Linked DNA regions of Homo sapiens: region 1 is linked to region 2. A link is an interaction called in ENCODE POLR2A ChIA-PET data of the cell type or tissue named here. Cell type or tissue: OCI-LY7. All regions are shown on one strand. Each heading gives the region's core, and the rest is flanking DNA. Links, peaks and the distances in the headings are about the cores only.

What was found. ChIA-PET counts read pairs that join two places held together with the same protein. Peaks named below come from ENCODE experiments on the same cell type or tissue, not always from the same donor. Only the 100,000 strongest peaks of a DNase experiment are listed, where the experiment ranks them.
Region 1: POLR2A ChIA-PET joins it to region 2 with 12 read pairs; 2 of 35 experiments call an interaction of 5 or more read pairs at or near these places.

The regions. Positions count from the first base shown.
Region 1 is chr1:201,443,522-201,451,846 of GRCh38, forward strand. No RefSeq gene overlaps it. Among named protein-coding and RNA genes, the nearest start is that of PHLDA3, 22 kb to the right of the region's middle. RefSeq lists enhancers at 4,485-4,604, 7,675-7,794. In OCI-LY7, for the core only: CTCF peaks have their summits at 4,758 (motif pointing right) and 4,964; DNase peaks (open chromatin) are centred at 4,780, 5,310 and 7,590; H3K4me3 peaks cover 1,538 bases; H3K27ac peaks cover 845 bases.
Region 2 is chr1:201,313,029-201,321,353 of GRCh38, forward strand. PKP1 (plakophilin 1) reads left to right here. Exons shown (of 14, transcript NM_001005337.3): 3 at 138-532; 4 at 3,525-3,669; 5 at 4,544-4,751; 6 at 5,590-5,767; 7 at 7,239-7,353. Among named protein-coding and RNA genes, the nearest start is that of PKP1, 34 kb to the left of the region's middle. In OCI-LY7, for the core only: no CTCF peak of the experiment used is centred there; no DNase peak of the experiment used is centred there.

The DNA.
Region 1 (8,325 bases), core at 168-8,167, 130 kb after region 2:
AAAGTGGGGGCCAGGTGGGGTGGGGTGAGGATGAGGAAGCACGCTCACCCATGCCTGTCTTAGGGCTCCTCTGAGTCAGGGATGCACATAAAATATATGTCTGGAAACCAAAAACAACTTAAAAACCATTCAGATCTTAACTAAAGTCCCTTTCCCCTTCTGAAAAAAAAAAAAAGTCAAAGAGGCAATTACATTCATGATGCCCAGCCTTCTCTCTGCCTCTGGATCTCACACACCAGAGCAGCTTTCCCAGCATCTTCGTCTCATTCCTGCTCCCTGCACCTGGAAGCCTCTCTCCCAGCTGTGCCCCTGCAAACCCTGCTTCCCCAGGCCCAGAGCCCATGGGAGGGAAGGAATGGGCTGAGGCAGGCAAGGCCTAGTTCCACAGAGACACTCAGGGCCAGGGAAGGATTTGATGGCTGTCCGGGGCCAGGGAGTCCAGACGGTGACCTTAGTGCAGGCGTCTGAAGCCTGAGAGAGGGGAAGGGGCAGGAGAGCAAGAAGCAGCAGGCTCTAGAGGATGATGGGTCTCACCGCGGAGCAGGCTCTGAGAAGGATAGATTGGATTTGAACAGGCAGACCGGAGGAGGGTGTGAGGACAGGCAGGTGCCATGGACTAAATGTTGTGACCCTGAAACTGTGAGGGTCACTACAACTGTGACCCTCTACAGTTTTGTTTTGTTTTGTTTTTTTCTGAGATGGAGTTTTGCTTTTGTCACCTAGGCTGGAATGCAACGGCACAATCTTGGCTCACTGCAACCTCCACCTCCCGGGTTCAAGTGATTCTCCTGCCTCAGCCTCCTGAGTAGCTGGGATTACAGGAGCCTGCCACCATGCCCAGCTAAGTTTTGTATTTTTAGCAGAGATGGGGTTTCACCATGTTGCCCAGGCTGGTCTTGAACTCCTGACCTTAGGTGATCCACCCACCTCAGCCTCCCAAAGTGCTGGGATTACAGATGTGAGCCACCCCACCCAGCCTCCCTCTAAAGTTCATATGTTGAAATCCTCACCTGCAATGTGATGGTGTTAGGAGGTGGGGCCTTTGGGAGGTGATGAGGTCATGAAGGTAGAGCCCTCATGAATGGAATTAGTGCCCTTTTGAGAAGAAACATGAGACAGATTATTTTTCTCTTGATTATGTAAGGATACAATAAGAAGACAGCCATCTGCAAACAAGGAAGAGAACCCGCACCAGACAAAGAATCTGCCAGCACCTTGAGCTTAGACTTCCCAGCCTCCTTCACAGTTTTCCAGAACTATGAGAAATAAATTGTTGTTTAAGCCACCAGGACTATGTTGTTCTGTTCTATCAGCCCCAGCTGACTAAGATTGCAGAGAAAGGCAGAGGGAGCTATGCAAGCAAAAGTTTGAAGGGGAGAAAGCAGAGGCATGGTGAGATCCTGCAACCTCTCTTTGTGGTCAGACCATAGGAGGCTGGTAGGAAGGGAGGCAAGAGAGGAAGGCTGACGTCATCGGAAAGTCTTTGAATCCCAGCTAAGTGACGTGGACCCACCCTACAGGCAAAGGCATCCTCTGATTGATTTTAGGGGATGCAGGATAATCAAACCTGAGTTTTAGGAAGGTAACTGTTGATAGCGGGGCAGGGACTGCAGGCAGAAAGGGAGGTAGGAGGAGTCAGGGTGATTCAAGTAAGCAGCAGTGATCCCTGGCCCAGGGTAGAGGCAGAGGCGTATTTATCAGATATTTATCACCCACCTGATCTCAGTCAATTTCCTTGGGGATCTCAATGCACTCATTCACACTAAAGTGTAAGTAACAAGACCTGGCTTTTACCTCCCCTGGAGCATTTATGTTTTACCAGGACAGCGTCTGGTGGTGGAAAGACAGTGGAATTTGAAGCTTTCTGACTGTTGTGCCACTAATATGGTTTGGATGTGTGTCTCTGCTCAAATCTCATGTGAAATTGTAATCTCCAGTGTTAGAGGTGGGGCCTGGTGGGAGGTGGTTGGATCATGTGGGTGGCTTTCTCATGAATGGTTTAGCACCATCTCCTTGGTGCTATCCTCGTGATAGTGAGTGAGTGATGTGAGTGAGTTATCACAAGATCTGGTTAATTAAAAGTGTGTAGGCTGGGCACGGTGGCTCACGCCTGTAATCCCAGCACGTTGGGAGACCAAGGCCGGTGGATCATTTGAGGTCAGGAGTTCAAGACCAGCCTGGCCAAGATAGTGAAACCCCATCTCTACTAAAAGTACAAAAATTAGCCAGGCATGGTAGCATATCCCTGTATTCCCAGCTGCTCGGGAGGCTGAGGCAGGAGAATTGCTTGAGCCTGAGAGGCAGAGGTTGCGGTGAGCTGAGATTGTGCCACTGCACTCCAATCTGGGCAACAGAGTGAGACCCTGTCTCCAAAAAAAAAATTTTTAAGTGTGTAGCACCTCCCCTCTCTCTCTCTTCCTCCTGCTCCCACCATGCAGGACGCCTGTTCCCGCTTTGCCTTCTGCCATGAGTAAAAGCTCCCTGAGGCCTCCCCAGAAGCAGATGCTGCCATGCTTCCTGTACAGCCTGTGGAACCATGAGCCAATTAAACCTCTTTTCTTTACAAATTACCCAGTCTCAGGTATTTCTTTATAGCAGTGTGAGGACGGGACTAATACAGCTATCAACAAACCAGGTGACCTTGGTCGGATTATTTATCCTCTCTGAACTTCAGACTCATCTATAAATGGGAACAATGACACTACCATCGCAATTGTTGTGAAGGCCAAATAAGATAATGTCAATGAAGAGAGCCCTGTGAATCATCAAGAGAGACGTTGGCCTTTTAATGAAACTGAATGAATAAAGTATTCATGGTAGAAGTTTCAGGCATGAGCAGCGAAGATGAGGCTGGTGATGTGTCTGTGTGTACTCCTGGAGGGATCCCACCTTCAGGCAGCTGACCCCCACATGAAGCTTAGGGGCTTCAGGAGAATCAACACGAGAGCTTATACACCAGGGAACAGTATTAACTGCAATTGCTACAATGCCACACTTGACATATTCAAGCCTTGGAGAAAAACTGTAAGTACGGTAGATTCTTGTTATTTGGGTAGTTACATTCTATAAAGTCTCTGGGAACCCAGAATTAGCAAGTACTGACCAATTGCTCCTAGTGGAAATACAGGATTATGTTCTTGCAAGCCTGTGATCACAATGTTTTTTATCAATTTTTAAAATTAGTTTGTGACTGGGCATCGTGGCTCACGCCTGTAAGTAATCCCAGCACTTTGGGAGGCCAAGGCAGGCAGATCACTTAAGGCCAGGAGTTCGAGACCAGCCTGGCCAACATAGCAAAACCCTGTCTCTACTAAAAAATACAAAAATTAGCCGGGTGTGGCACATGCCTGTAATCTCAGCTACTTGGGAGGTTAAGGCACGAGAATCTATTGAACCCGGGAGGTGGAGGTTGCAGTGAGCTGAGATCACACCACTGCACTTCAGCCTGGGCGACAGAGAAGACTCTGTCTCAGATAGATAAATAAATAAATAAATAAATACATAAAATCAATGTATAACCTTGTATTATATGTGTTTCTGTTTAAGGACACCTTATTTAGGCATTGTGGCACTTGTCTGTAATCCCAGCACTTCAGGAGGCCAAGGTGAGGCAGGAGGATCCCTTGAACTTAAGAGTTTGAGACCAGCCTAGGAAGACCTCGTCTCTACAAAAAACTTTTTAAAAATTAGCCAGGCACAGTGGTGAGCACCTGTGGTCCCAGCTACTCAAGAGGTCAAAGTGGAAAGATCTCTTGAGCCTGACAGGTCAAGGCTGCAGTGAGACGTGATGGCACCAGCTCACTCCAGCCTGGGTGACCAGAGTGAGGCCCTCTCTCAAAAAAAAAACAAAAAGGTGTCATATTTAATATTTATTGTTGATTCACTAACATTGAACTCACAGCCAACAGACTATAACTCATACCTGCACAAAGCTTATCTAACACATAGATTTTCTCCACAAGGCACATCACAGCCTTCTTGCACTAAGGAACGCCAGACAGCACTTCAGCACTATGCTTGGTGGCAATTTTGAACAGTAAAATCACCAACAAAAACCACAGATATGAAAAAAAAAAAAGGCACTAAATAGACCAAGAAAAGGACCCTTGCTTACTGGATGAGAACTGAAATGAGAAGCCAAAGTGTCATCTTATTTGTCTCAAGTTTTTTGACACTCTGTATAGCTGCCAGCGATCACAGCTCCACAAGTATTGATGTGGGGGTTACAAATAAATTTCAGCAAGTACACTCAGTTGCAAATATGAAATCCACAAATAACAGGGACCAACTCTGTTGCTCTCATCATTCTACAGAGCAAGAAACTGAGGCTTATCAAGATAAACATCTTGCACCCAGCCAGCAAATGGGAGAGCCAGGATTCAAACCCCATACATGAAGCTTCCACGCCCAGGATGTTAGCACTATTGCACACTATTGCTTCTTATTTCACAAATAACTCCCTGAGGCCCAGAGAGGTTGCTGAATCACCTAAGGTTCCACAGGTGCTGGGGGCAGTGTGGGGGCTGATCCCAAGCCCTGGATCCATGGACCCTCCCTTTCATGAACTGCCTGACCTGCCTGTGTTGTGCCATCTCGCCTCTCATAATCTTTCTCTCCGCCCCCACCCAGGGACCCTGGGAACAGTTTAGGGAGTGGGGAGCTGGGGTCAGACGAGTCATCCTGTGGGATGGAATCTGACTGCTCCTTAAGCAGCTCAGGCAGACATCTAGGTGGGTGAGTGCAGGTTAGGCCACCAGGGGGCAGCCCCACCCTCCCCGCACCCTACATCCGGCAGCTCCCAGCACACACAGGGCGCGCCTCGACCGCCAGAGTGGTCCAAGAAAAGGCGAAAGGACAATGGGGTAATTGATGCAAATGCACCATGAAAGACAAATTGTTCAGATGAAGTGCATTCCGGGCTCCTGCCAAACGCCCAGGGTGTGTGGAATTTCAAGGAAAAGCTGAGTACATTTAGGCCGTCTGGCTGGGCCACTGTGCCCCCTGACCCAGCTTCCAGCCTGAGCCACAGCTCCCTTCCCTGGAATGTTGCAGGCTTGGCCTGGGCTCCCAGCGGCTGACCCTGGCATGGGGGTGGGGGGGCAGTGGGAAGGGACGGAGCAGGTGGTGTGATGGGAGGACCCTGACCTTTACTGCAAAAAGGACCCTGGCACCCACGCTTTCAGACGGCCTTCGGGCCTCTCGAATAAATTCACCACACATACTCCATCCCCACTCCCAGAGCTGCTGTGAATGCTGGCACTTCCTCTTACTCCCTGGGTGGCCTCAGGTAAAGCCTTCCTTCTCTTTGAACCTGTTTTCTCATCTGTAAAATAGGGGTAATCATCTTTTGCATTTATACCCTACAGGGTTGTGAGGATCAAATGAGAAAGGTCAGGAAACTTCTGTTCCTTTCTATTCAAAGAAGGCCACTTCTCAAGCTCCACAAGAAGCCACCCAGAGCAGCCAATCTCCTGCCTCCCCCAGACTCCAGAAACCCAAAACTTGCTACCCAGCCTCACCCCTGGCTCCCTGGAGACCTCTGGGTGACCCTGGCCCCAGCACTGGCCCTGTAGAAAGACTCTCAGCCTCCCTCCCATCACAAGATCTGAACTTCCGACCACCCCCCAACGCAGAGAGGGTGGAGCAGGATCTGAAGCTGAGGCCTGCACAAGGGCCCCTTGTCCTGCTGGGCAGCCTGGCACGATCTGTCCTGTCCCAAGGAGGCTCGCTGGGACTATTGTCTTTGTGTTGTGGCTTGGGGGAGGGGCAGATCATGGTTCATCAGGGCCAGGCCAGAGGGACGAGGCTCACACTCCAGCCCATCTCCTGGAGTGGCAGGTTTTGATACCTTCCTCCCACTCCACAATGGCCAGACATGTGCCAGGATTTGTTCTGGATCCTTCCAGGCTGCTGGGTCCCATTGTTAATCAAGGTGCCTCCGCACCCTGCTTCCTGCCATTGCCTGCCTGAAAAAGCTCAGTTTCCATCTTCTATCTTGATAATCCCCATCCCATCCTTGTTCCTTCCCTGTCTTTATTATATGAATTATTTACTAAATCATGCAATGCACCTAACAGAGTACTGACCCACAATTACCTTTCAACAAAATGCTAGTACTGCCCAGCTACCATTCCAAGTCACTCAGGATAAGGATTTATTTTATTATTATTTTTATTTTATTTTATTTTATTGAGATGGAATCTCGCTCTGTCACCCAGGCTGGAGTGCAGTGGCACTATCTTGGCTCACTGCAACCTCTGCCTCTGGAGTTCAAGCGATTCTCCTGCCTCAGCCTCCTGAGTAGTTGGGATTACAGGCACTCACCACCATGCCTGGCTAATTTTTGTATCTTTGGTACAGACGGGGTTTCACCTTGTTGGACAGGCTGCTCTCGAATTCCTGGCCTCAAGTGATCTACCCACCTCGGCCTCCAAATGTGCTGGGATTACAGGCGTGAGCCACCACGCCTGGCCGAGGATTTATTAGTAAAACTCCCAAGCCTTTGCTCTGGACCCCATATTCCCATTTTTGCTCCCTTTCCCTCCTGTTGGCCCTACTTCTTCTACGGTGCCTTCAGCGTCTTCCTGCAGCTGTGCCAGGGCCAGTTTTCAGGTCCCACAGACCTGAGCTCTGATCCCAGCTCCCACACTACACAATCTGCAATTTTGAGCAAGTTACATATTAAACTTCCCTGATTCTTAATTTCCTTATCCACAAAGTGAGAAGGGATTATCTCTGCTACAGGGGGCAAGTAAGATCAAATAAGATAGTGGTCATGAAAACCTCATGAAAATTTATTACCAGGCCACACAGCAGAGATTTTATTACAATCATCAACGTGCTAATGGATGGCCTTCCCACCCACCTGGAGATAAGAGTATCCTCTTCCAGCTTCTTGGAGACTATAATAATAATTATCCTTATTATTATTAGGTGTGTAATGACTTAACTTTACTGAGAATTTTCACACCCTTCAAAATGTTACAACATTCCCAAAGAGATCCTGTGTTAGAAGAGGTAGGGGAAGAAAAATAATTTTGGAAAGCTGGAAACTTCCAGCATCACTTGGGTCATTTACAAATAATTTGTTTTCTGCCAGAGATAACCAAGGTCCTCACATCCTGGACACTTACAGTCTAGCAAGGAGAGGGCTGCTAGATTTCAGCAGCCCCGCCCTGGGGCCAGTGTACAGTTATTTCCAGTGGGTCCGGCGTTCATCCCAAAGCCCAGTATAGTCTGGGGCTAGACAAAGGCCTTTCGGATGCCAGCGACGACCAAAGAGGAGGCTCATGCACCCCAGGCAACACCCTTCCTGCCCTGGTCCTGACAGCCACACCAAGGGTTAACCAGACCCAGCCCTTCCTGGCTACTGGCAGGACAGGCAGGCTTAAGTCCCCTCAATAAACAATAGTGGGGCCACTTGCCAGCACCACACACATGAGCAAAAACTCTGCTTGGACCTGAAGAGCCCCCTCACCCCACCCCTTCCCAGCTGCTCAGGCCCAGGGAGGGGTTCGCAGTTCTGGAAAGGGTTAAGTCTGCAGGAGGTGCCTGGGACCCAGCTGTTTCCTGTGGGCAGGGGCGGGGGATTTACAGCCTCCCCCACCGTGGGGCTACCAAGCCTGTGTTGGGGAAGGATGCCTCTGAGTCCTTGCTCTGAGGCCAGACTCCCGTCATGCAGCCAGGGCCTCCCACGCAGGCGCCAGCAGAAAGGAGGGGGCAGGAAAGAGGAGCCTCGGGATCCAGGAGAAAGCAGGCTGGCCTCTGCAGAACAAAATGGGCAGATGGGGAGCTGGCCCTGTCAGTCCCGGGCCTCACCTCATTTGGAGACGGTAGCCTGTGGCAGGGAAGTTGGTCTGGGAGTTCAGGCACTAGGCTTCCATTTCAGGTGAAAATGTGATGTTATGCTGCTCTGTGCCTCGGTTTCTTCCCTGCTGGGCACACCCTTGGTGGCAGCCCCCACAAAGTGTCCACTTCCTTTATTTCTTTTTTTTTTTTTTTTGAGACAGAGTCTTGTTCTGTTGCCCAGGCTGAGTGCAGTGGCACAATCTCAGCTCACTGCAACTTCCGCCTCCTGGGTTCAAGCAATTCTCCTGCCTCAGCCTCCTGAGTAGCTGGGACTACAGGCGCATGCCACCATGCCCGGTTAATTTTTGTATTTTTAGTAAAGATGGGGCTTCACCATATTGGCCAGGTCTCGAACTCCTGACCTTGTGATCCGCCTGCCTCCGCCTCCCAAAGTGCTGGGATTACAAGAGTGAGCCACCGCGCCCAGCCAAAGGGTCCACTTTCTAATCCCGGGAACCTGTGGATGTTACCTCATAT
Region 2 (8,325 bases), core at 293-8,292:
GTTCCTTCCACGCCAAACATTCTGGGATTCTGTAAGCGTTATTATGGGGGCTGGGGAGGGCTGTATCTCATGCCCTGCTGGATCCAGGACCCCCATTTAGGAACCTTGACTGAGCTTTTCTCCCTTTCCCTGGCCAGATCTACAATGGAACCCTCAAGCGGGAGCCTGACAACAGGCGCTTCAGCTCCTACAGCCAGATGGAGAACTGGAGCCGGCACTACCCCCGGGGCAGCTGTAACACCACCGGCGCAGGCAGCGACATCTGCTTCATGCAGAAAATCAAGGCGAGCCGCAGTGAGCCCGACCTCTACTGTGACCCACGGGGCACCCTGCGCAAGGGCACGCTGGGCAGCAAGGGCCAGAAGACCACCCAGAACCGCTACAGCTTTTACAGCACCTGCAGTGGTCAGAAGGCCATAAAGAAGTGCCCTGTGCGCCCGCCCTCTTGTGCCTCCAAGCAGGACCCTGTGTATATCCCGCCCATCTCCTGCAACAAGGACCTGTCCTTTGGCCACTCTAGGGCCAGCTCCAAGTGAGTGCTGCTGGGCTGGGTTGGGGAGCCAGGAGGGCCAGTGGGGAGACACACCCTTAGCCTGACTGCACCCTGCAAAGGGCTCCTGGGATGACAGGAGAGACATAGCTTCTGTCCCTGGGGAGTTCATTGCCCCTGGTGTAATGGACTCCCTAATGGGGAGAACCTGGCCCCATGGGCCCTTGAACTCAAGAAGTTCTTAGTGTGAAGGTGAAACAGACATTGACTGTGTAGGTTTTAAAGGTCACAGTTTATGAACAGAAAGAGGCTAATAGTTCTCAAAGTGTGTTCCTCCAACCAGCAACATCAGCATCACCCAGGAATTTGTTAGAAATGCTCATTTGGGGACCCACCCAGACCTATTGTCTCAGAAACACTGGGAGAGGGGCCCAGCAATGCATATATTAACAAGCCCTTCAGTGATTCTGATTTACACTAGAGTTTGAGAACCTCTGATCTTAGGCATGTAAATCTCTATCCATGTTCTGAAAGAGCAAAGGAATATGCCCCGGTATGGACGACGGGAATAGAATGGGTTTCAGGTTACGTTATAAGACAGGTAAATCCAAAGGACAAATAGGACAAATAGACATAAAAACTGAGGGACATGGCCTGGGTGTGGTGGCTCACGCCTGTAATCCCAGCACTTTGGGAGGCCGAGGCAGGAGCGGGTAGAGGGTGCTTGAGCTCAGGAGTTTGAGACCAGCCTGAACAACATGATGAAACCTTGTCTCTACAGAAAAATACAAAAATTAGCCAAGCATGGTGGCGGGTGCCTGTAGTCCCAGCTACTCAGAAGGCTGAGGCAAGAGAATCACTTAAGCCCGGGAGGGGGAGGTTGCAGTGAGCTGAGATAGTGTCACTGCACTCCAGCCTGGGCAACAGAGTGAGACCCTGTCTCAAACAAACAAACAAACAACAACAACAACAACAAAAACCCTGAGGGACTTCATGGGGCTTCATGATCTACTGCTACAGAACAGAGCACAACTCCTGTGCATACATGTGGAAGGCCATCACCCAGAGGAAACAAAGGAGACCAAATGGGGTGCCCCGTTAGGAGCCATAGACGCAGAGGTGTCGTGAGTGACACTGAGCCTGCCCTTCAGGGCTGGGGGCTCCCTGAACCTTTGAACTGTCCTTCATCACCACCTACTGCTCTTGTTATTTATTTATTTGGCAAATGTTTGCCGACCATCTACTACATGCCAGGCTCTTTGACAAGTGCGGGAGACACAGCCATGATAGGGACAACCCAGAGCTGTTCTGGAGCTACACAATTAACTCCTTTTCTGAGAGCCTCAGGAGCTTTGCATTCTTCATCTTTAATCCTCACACCCGCCACCAGGCAGGCATGAGTATTCCTGAGGAGAAAACAAGGCACAGAGATGTTAAGTAGTTTGTCCAAGGCCACACAGCTGGCTCTCCATCCTGTGCTCTTCCCTACTGGTACCACACTGTTCTGAAAATAAGCAGAACCCCGTTATAGAGCTAGACGTTTCCGAACTACCTGATGGCCGTAAGGCGTATTTAGGATGATCTGGAGAAGAACTAAGAAACCTCTCTGTCTTGGAGGCTGATCAGGGCAGCCTCTGGCTTCAGCTCATTGTCCCAACCAGAGGCCCTGAGTGGAGGTTCTAGGTGAGATATGGAAGGGATGAGTGTCAAGCCATTTTGGGGTGACATTTTACTGATGAATGCAGGGTGACATTCTCTCAATGCAGGCAGCAGTACTACTTACCCAGTGCCAGAGAACTCTGCACCTCGGGTGGTTTTCCTAGAAATGAAGTTGGGCTGCTATAGCTAAAACCATGGGTATTTATTGACCACCAAGTATGTCAAAGCATAAGGATAGGGCTCCCTCTTTGAATGCTGGACACAGCCAGTCACCACCCTGTGACTCTACACCAGGGGAGCTGGAGAGGTTCTTAGAAGAGAGGTTTCCCTTCCCTAGGAAGGCTTCACAGATGTGGGGCATCAGCAGGGCCAGTGGTGTGCCTTGAGGCATGCCTGAGACCTGGCCAGGGTACAGTGAAGGGGACAGTCTTGCTGGAGCAGACCCTGGATAGGGGCTGGGGAATGTTCATAGTGGAGCCGGGTTATTAGGTTAAAACATATGAAATTTCTGGTTTTATGGCTGAAAAAAGGTTGACTACAGACATTTCCTATGATTCAACCTAATACCTGCCCTTGGACATCAGGCTAAGCTGTTTAAACTTGAACCTGAAGTATGGAGAAGCCGCTGATGGTTTCTGAGCTAGAGAACAACACAGTGAACTGGGTTTTAGAACCACTTATCTAGTAAAAAGGGTATGAAATTTTAGATGGGGGAACTTGAGGAAGAAAGCCAAATATGGAAGTCCCTTGCTGCCTTTAAAGTGATCAAGATCAGGAAATTGGTGGCTATAAGAATGGGAAGAAAGGCTAGATGTGAACATTTTTGTGTAAGAGCCAGCTGGACTTGGGGATGGATAGATGGATGGATAAATGGATGGATGGATGCATGGATGGACAGATGGACGGACAGACGGACGGATGGATGGACAGATGGATGGACGGATGGACGGACGGACGGACGGATGGACGGACGGATGGATGGATGGATGGATGGATAGGATCATGGCCATTGTCTTCCATTTTCCTAATACCAGACACAAACAAGAGAGATGGCAAGGTAGGTGGGAAGCTTCCCCTCAGGGAATAGGGAGGAGTTTTTCCTCAGTGGAGAGATAACATACCTGCTAGGACATTAACTGTGACCAGGGGCTCACTATTCTCACATGGGGCAAATCCAGTGGGTGTAGCCTTCCCTCCTCTGGAGGAGAGGAGCTGTTCCCAGGGGTATTCTCCAAGTGGGCCTGGGCTGCCTTGTTCTGGCTCTCCAGAGGGCAGATGAGGCTGTGGCAGCTTAGTGTGCTGGGAGGAATTCTGAGCCCCCTCAGCAGGGCTCCCAGCCCACCCCGTAACCACCCCCACTGCCTATTCTTCACAGGATCTGCAGTGAGGACATCGAGTGCAGTGGGCTGACCATCCCCAAGGCTGTGCAGTACCTGAGCTCCCAGGATGAGAAGTACCAGGCCATTGGGGCCTATTACATCCAGCATACCTGCTTCCAGGATGAATCTGCCAAGCAACAGGTAGCTGGTTGCATACCTTCCTCCTTGGTGGGCCTGCGGAGGGCCTGGGTGTGTCAGCCTGACTCCGCTTTTAGAGATGGGTGAGGGCATCTGCAGTTGGCTTCTCTTGCCTTGCCCAGCTGCCAGGAGCCTTCGCATTGCCCAAGGTTAGAGCTGGGCATCTTAACTTTCTGCAGAGCAAAGCCCTCTGTTTAAGTGGACATTAGGCAGGTACAATTCCTCCATTGGTCATGGAAGAGACTTCAATGCCAGCCACGGGTTCAACAGAAACCCCTTTTCTCAAATCCCACTAAAGAACATGACTGCTCCTCACCTCTCAACTCCTGCCCTCCTACCTGCTTCCTCTCTCCCACTCCCCTTCTCTCTCCAGGCATCTTACGGTAGAAAACAGGCCTGTTGATGCCTCCAAAGCTTTGCTGGCAGGAAGGACACTACAGGGTTCTTCAGTTCAGCCCAAGGATGTAGTGTCAAAAATGAGTTTCCCAGAGTCCCGGATAAGTTTGTATGCATTTCTATGTCTGTGTTCTGCTTTAGGGTTTTGAAATGTATTTACATCCACTCTCTTATCAGGTCCTCACCATCATTCTCCAGAGGAAGAAAGCAGGACTCAGGAAAGAGGAGGGACCCTAGCTGAGGTTCTCCCAGCTAGGATATGGGAGCTAGGATATGGGAGCTAGGATCTGAATCCAGGTCTTTTGCCTCCGGGTCTGGGTCAGTTATCATGACCTCACACTGCTTATTTATTTTGGTTGACTTGAATATTTCTGAACTGATAGATTTTTTGGTCTGAAAAAAAAAATCACCTTTGAGTAGAGAATAACTAGATCAGCCTCATCTCCCTTGACCAGGCAGCGTGGCAACTCTTTCCTGGCAGGTCTATCAGCTGGGAGGCATCTGCAAGCTGGTGGACCTCCTCCGCAGCCCCAACCAGAACGTCCAGCAGGCCGCGGCAGGGGCCCTGCGCAACCTGGTGTTCAGGAGCACCACCAACAAGCTGGAGACCCGGAGGCAGAATGGGATCCGCGAGGCAGTCAGCCTCCTGAGGAGAACCGGGAACGCCGAGATCCAGAAGCAGCTGACTGGTAGGACAACACGGCCACCGAGAGCCAGCCTGAGGGCTGTGCAAGGCCACTGGCTATGGCCCCAGGCTGGGGTGCAAGCCTGTCTCTCCAGGCTGGGCCAAGACACAGCTGTGCAGATTTGGCCCAGGGCTAATATCCTGAGAGTTTAGTGACACTGGCCTTGGCCCAATTAGGGGTGTCCAGAGGGTGACCTTGGGTGGTGTGCACACACAAGGGGTCACCATCTTTTTGAGGTTAAAGAGCAAAAGGAGGAAGGCTGATGTCCAGGCAAGATCCATATTCCACAAGCCCTGGGATTCCCAGGTGATGGAAAGAGAGTAAGACTGAGGGGAGAAGGGGTTAACAGGCCTTAAGCACCTACCCTGTGTTCAAGAAATATGGTAGGCACTCAAGGTGGGGGGCACAAGAGGAAGAGGTCACCGTGAAGACCTAGAATTGGGCTGGGAAGATCAGACCATGTACAGAGTAATGACTGATAAGTATTTCTGGCATAACTTTCAGATGGAAAAGAGACAGCGTTAGAAGACTCCAAGTGCTAAAATTTATACTAAAAACCACTGATCAATCAAACGTTTTTTGATCACTTTCCACATGCATAATTTTGGCCTTGACAGAGAACTCTGAGATGTTCCCTGCCTGCAAAGAACCTTCAGTCTGGTTGGGGCATTGAGAAATAGCCTCATGACACAGACAGACAATAGGTTCTACAGACCAGGGCTACCTGGAAAGCGACATTTCAGTAGGGCCCATTTGCCAGAGTCCAGGCTGGGGCTGTTACCTCGGTCCCTAGGGCATCCTGAGCCTGGCACAAATTGGGTTGATGGTCTCTGACCCCCAGGGCTGCTCTGGAACCTGTCTTCCACTGACGAGCTGAAGGAGGAACTCATTGCCGACGCCCTGCCTGTTCTGGCCGACCGCGTCATCATTCCCTTCTCTGGCTGGTGCGATGGCAATAGCAACATGTCCCGGGAAGTGGTGGACCCTGAGGTCTTCTTCAATGCCACAGGCTGCTTGAGGTGAGAGAAGAGGATACATGGGGTCTTTTTGTCCCAGCCTTGGGCCCTTCCCCAGGCAGCCCCATCTCAGCCAACATTCAGCCGGTGCATAGAACATAACAGACAACCCGGCACTCCCTCTTATGGGCAGGCTCCAAGACACAGGGACTCAGGCCTTCCTAACTTCCCTGGAACTGGATAAGGCCCAGGACCCTACCACCCCCTTTGAGAGAATGCAGCGGACATTAGTCAGAAATCTGAGCTTGAAAATGCCTAGATCTGAATATCCAAACTGGTTCAACCATTTCCCTCCTCCACCCCATGAAAAAAAATGCATTTCTTGTGCTATCATCTTGAAGAGTGTTCTTTTAGACAAAAGTCTACCGATGGGTTGCTAATGAGTCACTTCCCAGCTGTGGTGTTAAAACCATTTGCCATGTTCATTGGCATGAAGATGGCACTGCTTCACCCAAAGTTGCCTAAGTTCCATACCAGGGTGTGGCAAAGCCCCTGTGGGGCTGGTGGGAGGGCTTGTTCTAGAAGCAGTGGTTTACAAGCTGGCGAAATGGGTGGGTGTGGAGGGGCGGCTGGTACAGGGCTTGGAACCCTGGAGCAGGATCCCTTTTAGGGTCTTTAATGGGGTTTGTCTTGCTTTAATGGGATTTGTCTTTCCCAACTCCTGAGAATCCCCCCAGAGTGGTGGGTGCAGCTGGCATGTGCCTCTGTGTCTCAACTTGTGTTTCTCCCTGCCAGCCTCCGGTAGCAGCCTCCAGGAAGCAGAGAGGCTGGGGAGATGAAAAGTGAGGATAATTAAGAGTTTTATGGGGTTGATGTGCTACTGGTAGCAACAGCAGCCACACCCCACCTGCACCAGGCTGATGAGCCCACATTGCTTGGGGATGAGCCCACATTGCTTGGGAGTGAGCCTACTGCTGGGGGCAGAACACAGCTTGGGTGGAGAGGGAGCTTCTGGTGCCCAGCCCGGCCACCCCCAGATCCACTTCTGATCCAGCATCAACAGGGCTTCTTCCTGTCCCACAGAAAGAGACTGGGCATGCGGGAGCTTCTGGCTCTTGTTCCGCAAAGGGCCACTAGTAGCAGGGTGTGAGCCTTGGGATGCAGCTGCGGAGGGACCGTTGCCACATGGAGCCATTGCCAGTTATAAAGTTACTGGGCAGAGTGAAGGAGGAGAAGAACTGAGTGCAAATGAGACCTCATTTCAGCCTCAGCCAGGGCCAGGCGGAATTGGCTAAATGGTTTCTCTTTCCTTCCGTTTTCATCTTTTCCTCTCTTCATTCCTTTCCTCCCTTTCCTCTTCTCCTTCCTTCCTTCTACCACAACTTCCAATCTCCACCCCGTCGTCTCCTCTCTGCCCTCCCCTCTCCTGCCTGTTCTCTCTCCTGCCTGTCCCCCACCACACTCTCTTGTCCCCACCTTCCCCGTTCTCTCTTCCCCCTTTCTCTGCCCTCTTCCACCCTCTTCTCTCCCCCAGGAACCTGAGCTCGGCCGATGCAGGCCGCCAGACCATGCGTAACTACTCAGGGCTCATTGATTCCCTCATGGCCTATGTCCAGAACTGTGTAGCGGCCAGCCGCTGTGACGACAAGGTGAGTGCATCCCCTGGTGGCACCCTGACCCCTAGGCCCAGCCCCCTACATTTTCTGGGTGCCTTTGAGGCCTGGCCCAGTGACAAGACAGGAGCACAGACTCAGGGGTGGTAGAAGAGGCATCTGGATGCAGGGCTCAGTGGTGGCTACAGGAGTGGGCTCTGGGGACAGCGTGCCCATGCAAATCCACTCTCCCTCACTTAGAAGTGGAGTAGATGCAGCTGCTTCCCTAATCTCTCTGTTTCCCGGTTCACTCTTCACTCTAATGGAAAGGGTCATAATCATATCAACCTCAAGGGTTGTCTGAAAGGCTTGATTAGTTAATAAGCAAAACACGAAGAGGGCCTGGCACAGAGGAAGCTCCCAGCGAGCATCTGCTGGCTGTGCTTCATTGGTGGTGCTGAGGCCTGTCCTGTGACCCCGAGCCCTGCCCCACAGCCCAGAGGAATCCATACTGGTGCCCCCAGGGCTTAGTGTCCCCCCTGAGATGAGGCTCCTTCTGCCACTGCTATCTTCCCACTGCCTCCCAGAAAAGCCATTGGCAGTCATCTTGCTGCCCTCTCTGGACTTCTGGACACACAGCACAGACAAACAGAAAGAAAAAAAGTTGTGGAGGGCAGATAAACAGAAGGCTGAGATGTTCCCACCATGGCAGGACAGTGGCTCAGGAGATAGTGAGGCCCAGCAGGCTCCAGATCGCCAGGGAACGGGCTGACATCACAGCACCTGGGTTCTCAGCACAGTTGCCGTAAGGAGGGATTTTATCTCCTGCTCCCTCCACTGGAAGCAACAGCAGGGCCACAGAGGAGAGCCTTGTCACTGGGCTGCTCAGCCTGCTTCCAAAGGGCAAGATGCTTTTCTGCTCTGTGTGCAATATCTCCAACACCTGTGTAACCCCAAGCCCTGGAAGTCAGATTCCCTTAGACCCCAGCAAGGGCCAAACATCATTAGGAGGGTAAATCTGCTGCCCCC